2 separate regions of the Mus musculus genome follow, and region 2 is linked to region 1. The links are chromatin contacts, found by Hi-C in ENCODE. All regions are on one chromosome and are shown on one strand. Each heading gives the region's core, a stretch centred on a gene start or an enhancer-like site at or near the end of the contact. The rest is flanking DNA. Distances are from core to core; before and after follow the strand shown.

Region 1 (3,909 bases), core at 535-3,034:
GCTACCAATGGTTTGTCAGAAAAAACAGTGCAGTTAGTGCTAGTTATTCAAGTTGGTGGCCCTCAAGATCTATCTACTCAGGTAACTGTAACATATTTGATGAGTGGCCTGGTCAGAACTATTAGGAACCAGTAGTAGATCCAGGCGCTGTCAGTGTCCACCCTGAGGCTCAGCTGAGAGACAAGATGGCTAAGGCAGGAATGCAGGCTGCTGGACACAAGCACTTTGGTGTGTTTTGACTCTAGCAACAACCTATTCCTCCAAGTGTTAACACTTGAGAACCAGAGGACAGTGCTGAGGCTGTCAGAGCAGGGCCTTCGCTGACCCCCTCGCTACACTGGGATGTGTACCCAAAGGAACTGTTCATACTTTAGACAAAGTATTACTTGCTTTCACTGCAATTCACAAAACCTGGTAAATTCAGGGTTAGTGAACACAGACAGAATGCTTTCCAGGCACGTAGAGGCGGATGCAGAGTAACAGTGAGTATGTTTTTAAAGACCGCTGGGACGAGTGTAGCCCCAGCCCTGGAAGGCAGGTTCCAGGTTCCTGCTGGGGTATGGGGAGAGCCTGGGGCCCCAGGGACTATACTGCGTGGCTCAGTCTGTGGCCGAAAACTAAGTGGTATGCAAATCATTCAAAATTTAGCAGGAGAGTTGTCTCCAAGGTCAGCCTGAGCTACATAATTTGGGCTACAGACCCTGTCTCGAAAAACCAAACTAAACAACACACTTGAAAGCTGATAAAGCTGTACTGGTGGAGAGTATCAGGGCTGTGAATAACTGCTTCTAATCTTATATTCAAATACATAATAAAGCAGGGGCTGGGAAGATAGCTGAGAAAACTTGCTGATTTTCGAGGGGACCTGGGTTTGGTTCCTAGCACCCACATGGCAGCTATAACCACCAAACACAGAATAAAGAGAAAAAGCACGGGGATACCATCACTGCCCACCAGCTTCCCCTTAATGTTGAAATTAGAGGCGATTTATCTGGGGGCTACGGATATTTCATATTAATAGAAATCTCTTCTGTTCCAAAATTCTTAAGAATCATTGAATCGGGCCAGGTATGAGACACACATTTTCCATGCCAGAAATTCCACCCCTCCAAGTATATACAGGCCCTAGTTTTGATCCCCAGTCGTGAAAAATCCCTGCAAATACTGTTCATGAGGAACCAACTCTCAGACCTTCTATTTCCCTGCAGTGAAGGCAGAGAGACCTCCTGCACCTCCAGAAGCGGCTGTGACCGGCTTCCCGACTGCTCCCCGCTTAGAGGTCGGATTTGTAGAGGTGGTCTTAGTCTTCTCCTCTCATTTACTCAGAGAAGCTGTAGGAAGAGGGCAGAACAGAAGGAAGGAAAGCTCAGCACCCCCCCCCCCCCAGCCAAGGAATCTCTGTTCTGCCTGTAGTTTCTCCAGTGCTCTACTTGTTATCAAGTTATAAAGCTATAAATATATAATGTGTTGGGTGGGAAATTTGGTTTTGCAAAATATAAAAAATATAAAGCTTCCAGCCCAAAGCATTATACATCTGAGGGAAATGAAAGCAGTTGAATCTTTTACAAAGAATTTTGGAATACAAAATTGGACACCTTAAGAGTTTTCGTTTTGCAGTACTGGAAATCCTACCAGGTAGGCAAGTTGCTCTGCTTCTGGGTTCTGCCCTCAGCCCAACAGCTGAAGGCTTTAAATGCATCTCTATGTCATCTGGACATGGGGCTACCCAACACAGAAACTAAACATTAGAAATCTGCTCTTCTCTGTGAGGACTCTTCAGAGCCAGAAACGTTTGGAACTTCGAGACTTAGAAGCTTCAAATACACGGAGTCGCGTTCTCATTCTTTCCACTTGTTAGGAAAGAACCCTAAGGACTTTATACACTCAGAGACCGCAAGGCAGTTAACCAAATGCTGATTCTTTGACAGTTGGTTGCATGGATACAATGTATATTGATTGTACCTACCCCAGCCCCCTCTCCAGGATTCCCCTAGCTTGTTCCCTTCTCCCTCTTTATGTGTTGCTGGAATTTCCAACCCCAATAGTCCCGTATAAAAAAACACGCAATTCAGTTATTATAATTATAAGCTATAAGCCTTATAAGGGCATATCTAATACTAGTCTAACTGACCCCCCACCTATAAGGCCCTTACTACTTCCAGTTTCTCCTGGCCAGGTAGTTCTGCTCCATTACTGCTTCCTTCTCCTCTTCTCCATGCTCTCTCCTTCACTTCTCCTCTCTACCTGGCCTCACTCCAAAGACTTCTTGTCCCACCTTTCCCCTCCACTGCCAATCACAGGCTCTAGCCTTTATTGACCAGTTAATACGGGGAGAGAGAGAGAGAGAGAGGGAGAGAGAGGGAGAGAGAGGGAGAGAGAGAGAGAGAGAGAGAGAGAGAGAGAGAGAGAGAGAGAGAGAGAGAGAGAGAGGAGAGAGAGAGAGAGAGTGAGTTAGTTCCTGGGCATCCTGATTTAACTTCCTGAAGTCCAGTCACTTTGAAGGTCTGATGTGAATGAATCCTGTCTCCAGGGTTTACTGACTCGTGGACCAGTCACTGTCTCAGCTGTAAAATTGAGGCAATTAGCAACTTGGCACCAGTGTACTGAAATAACTGAAGTGTCTGACTCCCCAGAGCACTCCTGGTAAGTCTCACACCGACCTTCTGGAAACTCAGTTTAGAAGTCACATATGCCACAATTACCAGGAAAATACATCCAGTCTCTAAGCTGTAGTAGAGAAAATGGCATTTGGATTAAGTGTCTGGGGACGACCTAAGTAGTTATATCCTTTGCTTATAAAATGTTTCTCCACATTAGCTGTTTAAAATTAACACACTGAACCAAATGGTATCTACTGAACATAGTAAAATAACCTAATCACCCACTCATTCTGAGGTCCTAGATTCTCTTCAGGTCTAGATCCTGAAGAGAAAAAACCATGAAATTAGCCCAATCCAGAGAAGCACTACTGAAATGAATGCTCTGAGTCAGTATGAAAATTGGTCAACACAGAGTGCATTTGAAGCTCAGTGTAGAGTCCTAAAATTAATAGTTATTTTTTGCTTGAAGATCTGTATAAATGTGGAATGAGAAGGTCACATTACATGGCATGAGGGCCTGCATCCTGCTCTGAGTGTTTCTACCTCTACAGTTTCATTTAGGGTCAAATGAGCAGAAACTTTACACTACCAGTTAATATTTAACTGCTGGGCAGGGGGTGAAGCTGGATGCTGGGGCTACATCTGGAAGGATCACATTAGCTCTGTAATCACAAATCACACTACAGCAGTCGAGGGAGTCACGCTCCTCATCTTACTAGAGATATAAACATGCTTTAGTGAAAGGAAGACATACTACTACTACTACTACTACTACTACTACTACTACTACTGGACTGATTTCTTGCATACAAAATAAATAAGACAATCGTGCTAAATGCACACACATATAGAGACATAGACCGAAAAATAACAACTCTCCGGGCCCTAATCTTCAAATGCTGAAGTTTCACATTTGAACATGACCACAATCCCTACATCATTTTCAATGCTCTGAACAGTATCTATATGATAAACCACTTTATAGTTTAGGAGGATACTCGAACGTTTTGTGGAGTTAATTATACAAACATACCTAGACTCCTCCCATCCCCCTCATAGAAATTTTTATAATTTAGATTATTTCTTTCAAAGAATATTGGAACAAAGAACCATCATACATTGAATGTGCAGTTTTTAGTTCTTATAAAAAACTCCATGGCAATAAAGACAGACCTGCTTGGAATATTGTTAAGTTTTTACTCTAAATGTGGAGAGATGCAACAAGCTAGTAGAGCCAATGAAATTGAACAGAAAGCACATTTCCACTCCTAGCTAATTAGTATAAAAATGAAGAGCCAATTTTATTGTT
Region 2 (3,909 bases), core at 674-3,173, 150 kb before region 1:
TTTTCTGCAATAAAAGCAAGAATGGCTGCTCACAGCATCCAATGCCGTAGAATACCAAGTGAGTCTCCAAGTGTCTCAGAAAAGGCAAGCTCTCAATCTGTGGGTACCATATGGAAGCGCCTGAGAAGGAGTTGGGACTCGGGCTGCAAAAGCTGTCGGCATGAGCAAGCATATGGAAGTGGCCTGTTTGGGGCCACAGACCGTAGGCACTGCTTCCATGCCTTCTTGCTGTGTCTAACATGTTGCCACCATCTACACGAACAAAACTTAATCACCCATGTGAATTCATTGTCCTTAAACTGGCAGTGTCCCATTCACACACTGGCTTACATTATGCCGTCCAGCCTAAAAATTAATTTTGCTTTATTTTCCACATAAAGCAAATAGTCTGTATGCAACAGTGCAGTGTCTGCTCTCAGACTAGCTCTGGGCTTTTCACTTTATTCTTATTTTATTTTATCTTCTTGCAACCTGATAAGGTGTGGTCCAAAAAGGAGGTGAAACCAGTATGGATTCATCAATTTTGTCAAAAAAACTCCTGACACATAAGCAAGCACATACTTCATTTAACTATTTCTAGTATGCTGGTTGGCTTAAAGGTGATAGACCTAGTTGGGACTTCGATGTTTTGGGTGTGGCTTCTTAGAATTTTAATGTAGTGCCTCCCAAAAAGAAATGCTAAAACACTGTTCATAATTCCCCAAATCATGTTTTCTTTGTGTAGGAGAAAATGTGAACAATATTGGGAAAAGGTACAGTTCTCTACACAGATGTCATGGGTCTAAATATTATAAATAACCCCCTCAGAGCACATGAGTTAGCTTCTCCTAGAATCGGTGTCACTTCACTGACAAGAGATAGAGAAGCAACACATGCCCCTTCCCAAAAATATCTAGCCAGTGCCTAATGCCAGATTGTCAAGTAGAAAGTCTGTCCAGCAGTGAGACGGAGGTCGTTCTCCTAATCTGTCCTGCATTCCCCTGCACTCTAAAAGGAGATCCACCAGGCCAGGACAGGCAAGTTGGCTCTACACGTAGCTGCAAATAGAAGCAGGGCTCAAGCCATCCATAGCTCGACTCACTTACTAAATAAGGATGAAACAATACCGGGTTCACTTCTCTGACACATTCCCCTGTCTACGACGAGGGCTGGGTGGAGAGAGCAGGGAAGTCCACAGTGCACTATTGTTAGCCTTTATCAAGAAACATGACAAATGACCCTGAAATGGAGCCTCTTATCACCCAAACCTCTCCACAGCCTGCACAAGGAGCAGCTGCAGTCCATCTAACCAGGTTAACATGACAGTTGCCTCACCAAAGAGGTCCAAAGACAGACTTAGGTGGATATGGTTTCAAGTAGCTGTGAGCTGACTCCACATTTTATGTTTCATTAATCAATTCCTCAGTCTATAATAAGAAAAACTAAAAGGGGAGGCTAGCTATGAAGTAGAAATGGAATGATACAAACAACCAATAATTGTTAATATTGATAAGGCTGTGCTCCAGGGATTAGCTAATTTCACGGAAGCAAACAGCACAAAATGAGACGCTGGCCGCACAGTGTTTATTATGAAAGGTATAATGACCATACTGTGTCCCTTCATTTCCTTCACATTGATCTTTTTCATTATGTGTGAATAAATGTACGCTAACCTAAGTAAGGCTCCAGCACATTCAAGCCATCATTCGATATGAAGCAACCCAAAGCAAAGGAAGGACTGAGTTGCAAGTTAGCCATGGAAAAAATGCTCACAACTGTCCCTCCTGTCTAAAACATACAAACACGCCTTCACGTTTCTCATTTAGAGAAAGTCAGAAGTCAGCAGTTAGCAGGGCTGAGGTGGCTGGTTGAAATCAGCAATCCATTCCATGAGAAATGTGCCATGTCCCTGAGCGAAGTCTCCTCTGGCATCCAGCCCACATGCCTATTGGAGGACCTTGGCTCTGCAGCCAGGCCTGAGTCACTCAGTTGTTGGCAAATGTTCCCCATAGGACCACCATCACGGCAGCCATGCTCGCTGAGGTCATTGGTGTCACAGCTCAATCTTCCATGTAGTTTTAAGATCTCATTGAAGATACCAGAGCAGTCGGAGAGGCAGCAAACAGACCCAGAAGAGCAGAGCATGCACACATGGTGTGGAATCTGTCCTGCTTTAGTGGAATACACCTGTGGCGGAATACAGACCTTTCAAAGTACCTGCAAGCGAACCACACAAGAATTTGAGAGAGCTTTGTGCCAATGTTTTGTCTATGGTACAATGGACAGTGCCCTTCAAGAACGGAACACAGTGCCCATGACACAGGAGTCTTCAGTCACTCTTGAATATGAAGAAAAGACAACCCGCTGGAAATATGAGAGACCCCCAGGAAGGGCAGAGCACTTGCTGAGGACTTACCTGTCCTGATCAGGGAGGCTTGAACCCTTCCTAAGGTGGACCGTGTATGCCACAGGGACATGTTGGAGAGAGGACACTGGCTACTACACTTTAAACAGCCATCAAGTGTCCAGATCCCAGTTGTGAGTTGAGTTGGGGCCTCTCAATCAGTGTGTGTGTGTGTGTGTGTGTGTGTGTTCCTCCTTGCACTATGAATAAAGTAATTGGCTTGTGCTCTTGATACAACCTTAAATTTCTGAAAGAAAAAATAAGAATTTCCCCTTATTATAATGACAAAGGAATATTAAATGAACATGAACATCAACTATCTGGATCCTGGACTAGCCACATGGGAAGAGAAGTAATCCATCCCAGGGCAGGTCTCCCAGGCCCGGGAAGTTTTATGCCCCATTTAATCAGACCTTAAAGGGATCCAAAGTTTCATAAAATGTGAAAATGTCTCCCTTTGAGTAAGAGTGACTTAATAAACGTCTCCCTCACTCCACTGGAGTCCTCTTTAAGGATGCTAATTTTTTCCCTCCTGGTCCTATAAGATAGGTTCTAACCAGAGACTGATCCAGTTCTTTTAAATTCCCTTGGCTCAACATGGCCATATGACAGCAACAGTTAGAATTGACCTTTTTCTGACAGAGTTTGAAATTCTCCTCCAGGCAGTGTGGTGATTCTTTAATGTTCATGTGCAAATTACCAACTGCCACACATTTCACAGGAATGTTCCAGAAGCCTGTGTTCATCTGTAGCACTGGTTCAATGAAAACATCCATTCTTGGTTTCAGATGTACTTCCCCAAGATAAAGACACTGTCATAGAGAGTAAGGGGACAGACTCCAGAGGTCTATCAAAGCAGTGTTAATGTTTGTAAAAAGAGAAAACTTGCTATGATTCTCAGCACAATTGCACGTAGCACAATGATCGACAGAAACGTTATCCTTGTATAATATTTCTTACAGCAGTGAGAGGTAGCATCCTCATGTCCCCTGGAAGAGATACCTTGTAAAGCAGTTCAAATGCTTGAATATCTTGGCTTTGCAGTCCTCCCAAGCTTGGTCCAAAATTACAAAAACTAAGGAAATATCTGCCATAAACCTGGGAAAGGCATGTATATGCACTGTTCTGGTCCCCAACAATTAGTCCAAAGCCACCAGGTGGGCTGGCAGTCAGGATCTCCATGTAGTATAGAGCACTGTGGTAACATAGCGAGGGATTTCAGAGGGCATGTGTGTGGTAAGAAAGCAGTACCATGCATGACTCTGTGATGGACATTAACACACTGGAGGCAAGAGCATCAAATATGGCACATTAGAATGCAGAAAGACAGAAAATCAGAACAAACCTTGTCACGCTGGCCTGGACCTGGGGATACTGGGTACTGGTGTGCACTCATGATTTGTAATGCACATACAGAAATAAGCATGGCTATCACTATGTCCATGTCTTGCCTCTGCCCCGAGAGAACCTAGGGTCAGAAAATGCAGTAGCAGTGAGCACATCTAGTAACTGGATTTTTGGCCTCC

Evidence for each region. A loop is a pair of places that touch in the nucleus more often than their neighbours do.
Region 2: a loop to region 1 is called in a map of heart, with 3 times the contacts of the local background. The contact joins the enhancer-like site here to the promoter of 1700110C19Rik in region 1. A Hi-C loop is called at or near these places in 2 of 37 maps with a recorded cell type or tissue (heart and mouse trophoblast stem cell).

The regions. Positions count from the first base shown.
Region 1 is chr17:10,322,477-10,326,385 of GRCm38, reverse strand. It overlaps 1700110C19Rik (RIKEN cDNA 1700110C19 gene), which reads right to left and starts at 1,784. Exons shown (of 3, transcript NR_045461.1): 1 at 1,596-1,784; 2 at 1,192-1,331. It overlaps Gm46608, which reads left to right and starts at 2,975. Exons shown (of 1, transcript XM_017317774.2): 1 at 2,975-3,909.
Region 2 is chr17:10,471,394-10,475,302 of GRCm38, reverse strand. The region is part of intron 4 of Pacrg (PARK2 co-regulated); the gene reads left to right. The region is part of intron 1 of A230009B12Rik (RIKEN cDNA A230009B12 gene); the gene reads right to left. Among named protein-coding and RNA genes, the nearest start is that of A230009B12Rik, 17 kb to the right of the region's middle. Within about 2 kb of position 1,923, at least 2 of the 3 ENCODE cell types and tissues checked have a DNase peak (open chromatin) inside an H3K27ac peak, as active enhancers do; they include heart, where a contact is called at or near this core.